2 separate regions of the Homo sapiens genome follow, and region 1 is linked to region 2. A link is a loop called in an ENCODE intact Hi-C map of the cell type or tissue named here. Cell type or tissue: mammary epithelial cell. All regions are shown on one strand. Each heading gives the region's core, and the rest is flanking DNA. Links, peaks and the distances in the headings are about the cores only. Region 1 holds the start of GPR62 (G protein-coupled receptor 62). Region 2 overlaps POC1A (POC1 centriolar protein A).

The links. A loop is a pair of places that touch in the nucleus more often than their neighbours do. Peaks named below come from ENCODE experiments on the same cell type or tissue, not always from the same donor. Only the 100,000 strongest peaks of a DNase experiment are listed, where the experiment ranks them.
Region 1: it touches region 2 in a loop (4-fold over the local background); 44 of 110 quality-filtered maps call a loop at or near these places.

Annotation. Positions count from the first base shown.
Region 1 is chr3:51,955,246-51,958,107 of GRCh38, forward strand. It overlaps GPR62 (G protein-coupled receptor 62), which reads left to right and starts at 136. Exons shown (of 1, transcript NM_080865.4): 1 at 136-2,254. The coding sequence starts at 408. The coding sequence ends at 1,514. It overlaps PCBP4 (poly(rC) binding protein 4), which reads right to left. Exons shown (of 14, transcript NM_001174100.2): 14 at 2,213-2,862. The coding sequence ends at 2,816. RefSeq lists an enhancer at 796-1,384. In mammary epithelial cell, for the core only: a CTCF peak has its summit at 1,409 (motif pointing right); a DNase peak (open chromatin) is centred at 1,306.
Region 2 is chr3:52,143,022-52,145,914 of GRCh38, forward strand. It overlaps POC1A (POC1 centriolar protein A), which reads right to left. Exons shown (of 11, transcript NM_015426.5): 6 at 2,825-2,893. Among named protein-coding and RNA genes, the nearest start is that of POC1A, 10 kb to the right of the region's middle. In mammary epithelial cell, for the core only: a CTCF peak has its summit at 1,436 (motif pointing left); a DNase peak (open chromatin) is centred at 1,410.

The sequences.
Region 1 (2,862 bases), core at 363-2,862, 190 kb before region 2:
ACCCTAGAGGCACCCCCAAGCACTTCCACAGCAGAGCCTCCAGCCTTCAGCTGGCAGCTGCTAGGACCCAGGGGGCTGGCGCCAGGCCCTGCCCCTCCCTTGCCAGCCGTGTGTGGCAACATCAGAGTGACAGCCAGTACCATCTCCGACAGGGGCTGAGTTGCTGGAGCTGGGCTGGGGCAGGGGAGAAAGACAGCAGACTCATCCTTGCACCCCTCCATGGGCCTGGCCAAGCCCCCAAGAGGATGGCAGCCTGGGCGTCGGAGCCACCTCCTGGGCAGCCAATGAGGTGAGGGGCCGGAGGAGCAAGGGACAAGAGGAGCAGAGGACAGGTGATGGAAATCCTGCAGCTTTAGGCTCCATTCTGCCATCTACATCCCAGCGCAGGGTGAAGCCTGAGAGCCCAAATGGCCAACTCCACAGGGCTGAACGCCTCAGAAGTCGCAGGCTCGTTGGGGTTGATCCTGGCAGCTGTCGTGGAGGTGGGGGCACTGCTGGGCAACGGCGCGCTGCTGGTCGTGGTGCTGCGCACGCCGGGACTGCGCGACGCGCTCTACCTGGCGCACCTGTGCGTCGTGGACCTGCTGGCGGCCGCCTCCATCATGCCGCTGGGCCTGCTGGCCGCACCGCCGCCCGGGCTGGGCCGCGTGCGCCTGGGCCCCGCGCCATGCCGCGCCGCTCGCTTCCTCTCCGCCGCTCTGCTGCCGGCCTGCACGCTCGGGGTGGCCGCACTTGGCCTGGCACGCTACCGCCTCATCGTGCACCCGCTGCGGCCAGGCTCGCGGCCGCCGCCTGTGCTCGTGCTCACCGCCGTGTGGGCCGCGGCGGGACTGCTGGGCGCGCTCTCCCTGCTCGGCACGCCGCCCGCACCGCCCCCTGCTCCTGCTCGCTGCTCGGTCCTGGCTGGGGGCCTCGGGCCCTTCCGGCCGCTCTGGGCCCTGCTGGCCTTCGCGCTGCCCGCCCTCCTGCTGCTCGGCGCCTACGGCGGCATCTTCGTGGTGGCGCGTCGCGCTGCCCTGAGGCCCCCACGGCCGGCGCGCGGGTCCCGACTCCACTCGGACTCTCTGGATAGCCGCCTTTCCATCTTGCCGCCGCTCCGGCCTCGCCTGCCCGGGGGCAAGGCGGCCCTGGCCCCAGCGCTGGCCGTGGGCCAATTTGCAGCCTGCTGGCTGCCTTATGGCTGCGCGTGCCTGGCGCCCGCAGCGCGGGCCGCGGAAGCCGAAGCGGCTGTCACCTGGGTCGCCTACTCGGCCTTCGCGGCTCACCCCTTCCTGTACGGGCTGCTGCAGCGCCCCGTGCGCTTGGCACTGGGCCGCCTCTCTCGCCGTGCACTGCCTGGACCTGTGCGGGCCTGCACTCCGCAAGCCTGGCACCCGCGGGCACTCTTGCAATGCCTCCAGAGACCCCCAGAGGGCCCTGCCGTAGGCCCTTCTGAGGCTCCAGAACAGACCCCCGAGTTGGCAGGAGGGCGGAGCCCCGCATACCAGGGGCCACCTGAGAGTTCTCTCTCCTGAGCAGGAGAAAGGAGGGTGGTTTCCGTGGGGGCTCATCCAACCCCTGCACAGGTCACAGCAGGTGCCCTGCTGGATATCTGGGTCTGGAACAGGAGGAGAAAGGGTGTCTGCTGCCTGGTGAGGCCCACGGACTTCTGAGAGCCAGGAATCCTGCGGTCTGGGCCCAACACTGCATAGCACTGTGCATAGGCCGACCCTTCCTTAGGCCTCAGCTTTCCCATCTGCACCCTGCAGCATCTCTAAGGGCCCCTCCAGCATAGGTGGTTTGTGAAACTCACAGGTGGTCCCCAGGCCAAGATGGGCAGGTGTCACAAAGAAGAGGGCCCTAAGGGCTCACAACCAAAGTGATCCGCCAAGCAGGGCAGTATCTGGGTTACAGCCACAGCAGGAAGAACCACTGGAGAGACACTCAGAAGGACTTCCCTGACATCTGCACCAAGGAGAGTCTGGACAAAGCTACTGAAACTCCTCCACCTGCTTCTAAAATGCCCAGAAGACAACTGGACCAGTTTGGTATTAGAAGTAGGAGGCTGGACGACTTCACCCCCAAAGGGTCCTGAAGCCCCAGAACTGGCATGTGGAAGGGGCTGAGGCCTAATTGAGGTTGGTGGATTCACACATGGGGGTCCTCCAGGACCTCAGCTGCACCCATTTTCTGGAGGTTTTGCTGCCCACAACACCAGTATTTCACAACTTCCTGGTCGCTGAGAATATTTATTCAAAAACAGGGATTGAAAAAACTGTACAGAGTGTCTGCTGCTGAGAACTGGGCCCCTGCCCCATGCCACTCCCCCAGCTACCTGGCAGTGCCCCCTCTTTGGGGTGCCCCCTGACAAGCCCAGCCAGTTCATTCCAGTCAAAAGGGTATCAGTGGAAGCAGCAAGAAATCTGCAGGTGGTGGGGAGAGAAGCCTGGCCCCAGCTACCCAACGGGCCCTCCTCCCTGACTCCCACAAGGATGCAGTAGGCCAGGAAGCCCTAAGGGATGGGGAGTGCGTGAGTGACACCCGCCATGGTGGGGGCACTAGGGAGTCTCCTGGCTGCTCCCTGTATCCAAGCACAGAGCTGAGGAGGTAGGGCCCCCTGCCCTGGGGCTGCCGCAGCTCAGACCCCTGGGCCAGAAACTGCCCCCACTCTGAGAGAAAGAACTCCCATAGATGGAGGCAGGGTAGGGGGTGCATCCATGCGTCTGGGCGTTAGCGGCGTTTGGGACCCCAGGGTGGAGTCTCCTTGGGCGGGTAGGGTGCAGAGGCAGCCCCCTGCTGGTGGTCCTGCCTGCCCCTGCCTGTACCTCAGCTGGCCTCAGTAGGGGGAGAATTTCTGCCGCTCAGCCTTCTTGCTCCCATTAG
Region 2 (2,893 bases), core at 105-2,604:
ATCCTGTGAACACCCACCACTGGCCACGGCATTGAGCAGGGAGCTCAGGGGGAACCGGCTGTGTTTATGGGGTACTCCAAATCCTGCTAAGCCTCCAATCTACACTAGGGGTGGCTTAGGGATGAGACACTGCAGGCCCACTGAGAGGCTGTCATAAGAGGCAAGGCCAGAAGCACAAGCAGACTGCAATCTCCCAGCAGGGCCTGTCAGCCCACACACTCAGCTCCACTCAGGACTCAGCCCCTGGAGCTCATCTGAGTCCATCCACACCTCCCCAACCCTGCCATCATGGAGATCCGCCCCTGCCCTCTGCCAAGCCTGCTCCCTCCAGGTCCCCAGCTCCCTCTCCCCAGTACCCACCGCTCTCCTCGGCTGCTCTGCATTGCTCCACCTCCTGACAACCCTCTTCACAAGACCCCACTCTCCTTCACTCCCCAGCCTCTGCCCTCCTCAGCTCTCCCATGCTTGGAGACGGGGTTCATACCTCTCACTCTGGCTGCTTTGTGGACCTTTATCTTCTGTGGCCCCTCAATTATAGGGGCTCAGAATGTGACCTCAGCCATTCTCACATCCCAGATCCCTGGGTCCAGCTGGCCCCTCCACCCCAACAGGGTCAGCTTCTCTGCTTCTACTCAACCTCTGCAACCCATCCCCCACTCTGATGCCAGCCCCTACTTTGATACCAGGCACAGCTGGACACCTACCCATCACTGGGACACATGGGGCACACCAGCCCCCAACCCCAGCAGGCTCTGGACACCGCTATCCTCTCAGATGTCCTTCTTCCCTTCATACCTTAAATGACGAGGCTAGTCCTAGCACTGCCAATCAGGCCACATCTTTGGGACCCCGAGCCAGAGATGGCATCCAAGGCCCTTCCCAAGGGGTACCTGCTGTTATACCCATGAACACCAGGCCCAGGCTCCTGATCCATCAGAGATGGGTCTGGACCCTCCCAGGGTCACCTAGACATCCTCTCTGCCCAGTGTCAGGACTTATGTAGCACAAACCACATACCTAGCCCTGTGTTATAACCCTTTTGTGGCTTTTCCCATCAGAGCCTCACAAAGCCATGAGGAAGGCCTATTGCCACCCCCTTTACAGAAAGGAACCACAGCATGTGCTCCTGACCACTGTCCTGCCTCGTCGCCTTCCACTCCCATCTCTCCCTGTCCAAGTCCTCCCTCCTCTGCACCTGCCCACGTTCCCCAGGCAGCTGGGCAGATGTGCCCCATCCCCAAGCCCCAGCCCTTCACTCAGGCCTGGCCCAGAGCAGAAGGCTGAAGGAAGGATAGGAAAGATATGGGCTCCAAGTGGAGGCAAGCCCCACTGCTCTTCTGTTCCAGAAGCCTCTGTCTGAAAGAGCATTGGTAACAAACCTCAGGGCTTCCTATGGAGGGGGGTGGGGTGGGGGAACAGGTTCTTGTGGCTGGCCCCTGCCACCTGGTGGTGCTGTAGGGTACTACAGGCCTTAACCAACCAGGTTGGCCTCACCAGCCCAGACAGGACCAAGACAGTGTCATTGTCATCATCACTAACATTGTACCTCCTTCCCCCCATTTTGTGCCAGCCACCCTCTCAATTCTTGATATGAAACAACTCATTAAACCTCCCAACACCTCCTGTGAGACAGGCCCCATCATTGTCCCAGAGGCCCCACAGAGTCAAATGACCTGCCCAATATCACACAGCCAGGAATGCTTTAAAAGCCAGCTGCAGAGCCCACTCTCCACCATGTGCTGTTCAAGATTAGGATCTTCTCCCCATTCTGGGAAGGTGTGCTCACCTCTGTTACCCCAAAGAAAGTGCTGTACTTGAACACCAGGAGTCAGCTAGGAAGGGTGTGTGTGTGTCAGGGGTGGGTGGGGTCGGAACCCCACACCTGTGTCCAGCCATGTCCTTCCCATTTCAGGTGTGGCTTAAGGAAGCGAGCCCAAGAACTTTAAGCTTAGTCCCAGGTTAACAACCACGGTTCTTCAAACAACTCCAGCTCTGCCTCCTTCCTGGTCTCGGCCCTGGTCCAGTCTTGCTCATCTCTGTTTTGCCAGCTACACAATTCCCAGTTTCTCCAATGACCCCTCACCAGCTCCCTTCCCTGAGCCCATCCCTGGAACTGGGGCGCCTCATGGCCCTGCCCACTCATACTTGCTCTCAGGCCAGTTCCCTACCCAGTACTCTCAGCGAACTCATCCTGGGCATGTCTAAGTCTGCCCTCGCCCTCCAACTCCCACCTGGAGCCTGACATGAGCCCATGCCCACTGCCCGCCACCCTGCCTTCCAAGGGCTACCATCCTGGGCCTGGCCCCTAGCTAAGTCAACCCTCCCTATGACTCTACATCTGCGGAGGACACTGTAAGACCAGAGGTGGCCACGGTCCCACCAATGCTGGCCTCTACTGACAGCCCTGTTCCCTTTACCACAGGTCAAGGGCTGTCACCTTGGCCCTGGAGGGCAGAGCCTCCATCACCAGGAAAGGCAAGTGGCATGCCCCTGAGAAGTGGTCCTCAAGGGAAGCCCTGACCAGAGCCCCAGTGAGGACTCCCCATCTGGCCCTGCAGTATGTGTGAGATTCTGCCACTTCGGAGGTGAGCATTGACTGGCTCAGTGGAAGCCAGGTAGCACCAGGCTCCATCTCCTGGCCAAGGTTCCAAGCCAGGCCAGCCATGCCACAGACTCCCACCCCTGGAATCCCAACAAACCCAGGACACCTTCCTGCCCAAGGCCATCTCAGACCCATTTAAGCACTACAGCACAGGACAACATCCAACACCATCACAGTCCCACCAGGGCTGCCCTTGGGCCCAGGAGGCTGTTCACCACTCACACTGATAATGCTGCAGCAGCCGGTGAGTCCGCACGTCCCACACCTTCACTGTGTTGTCCATGCCGGCAG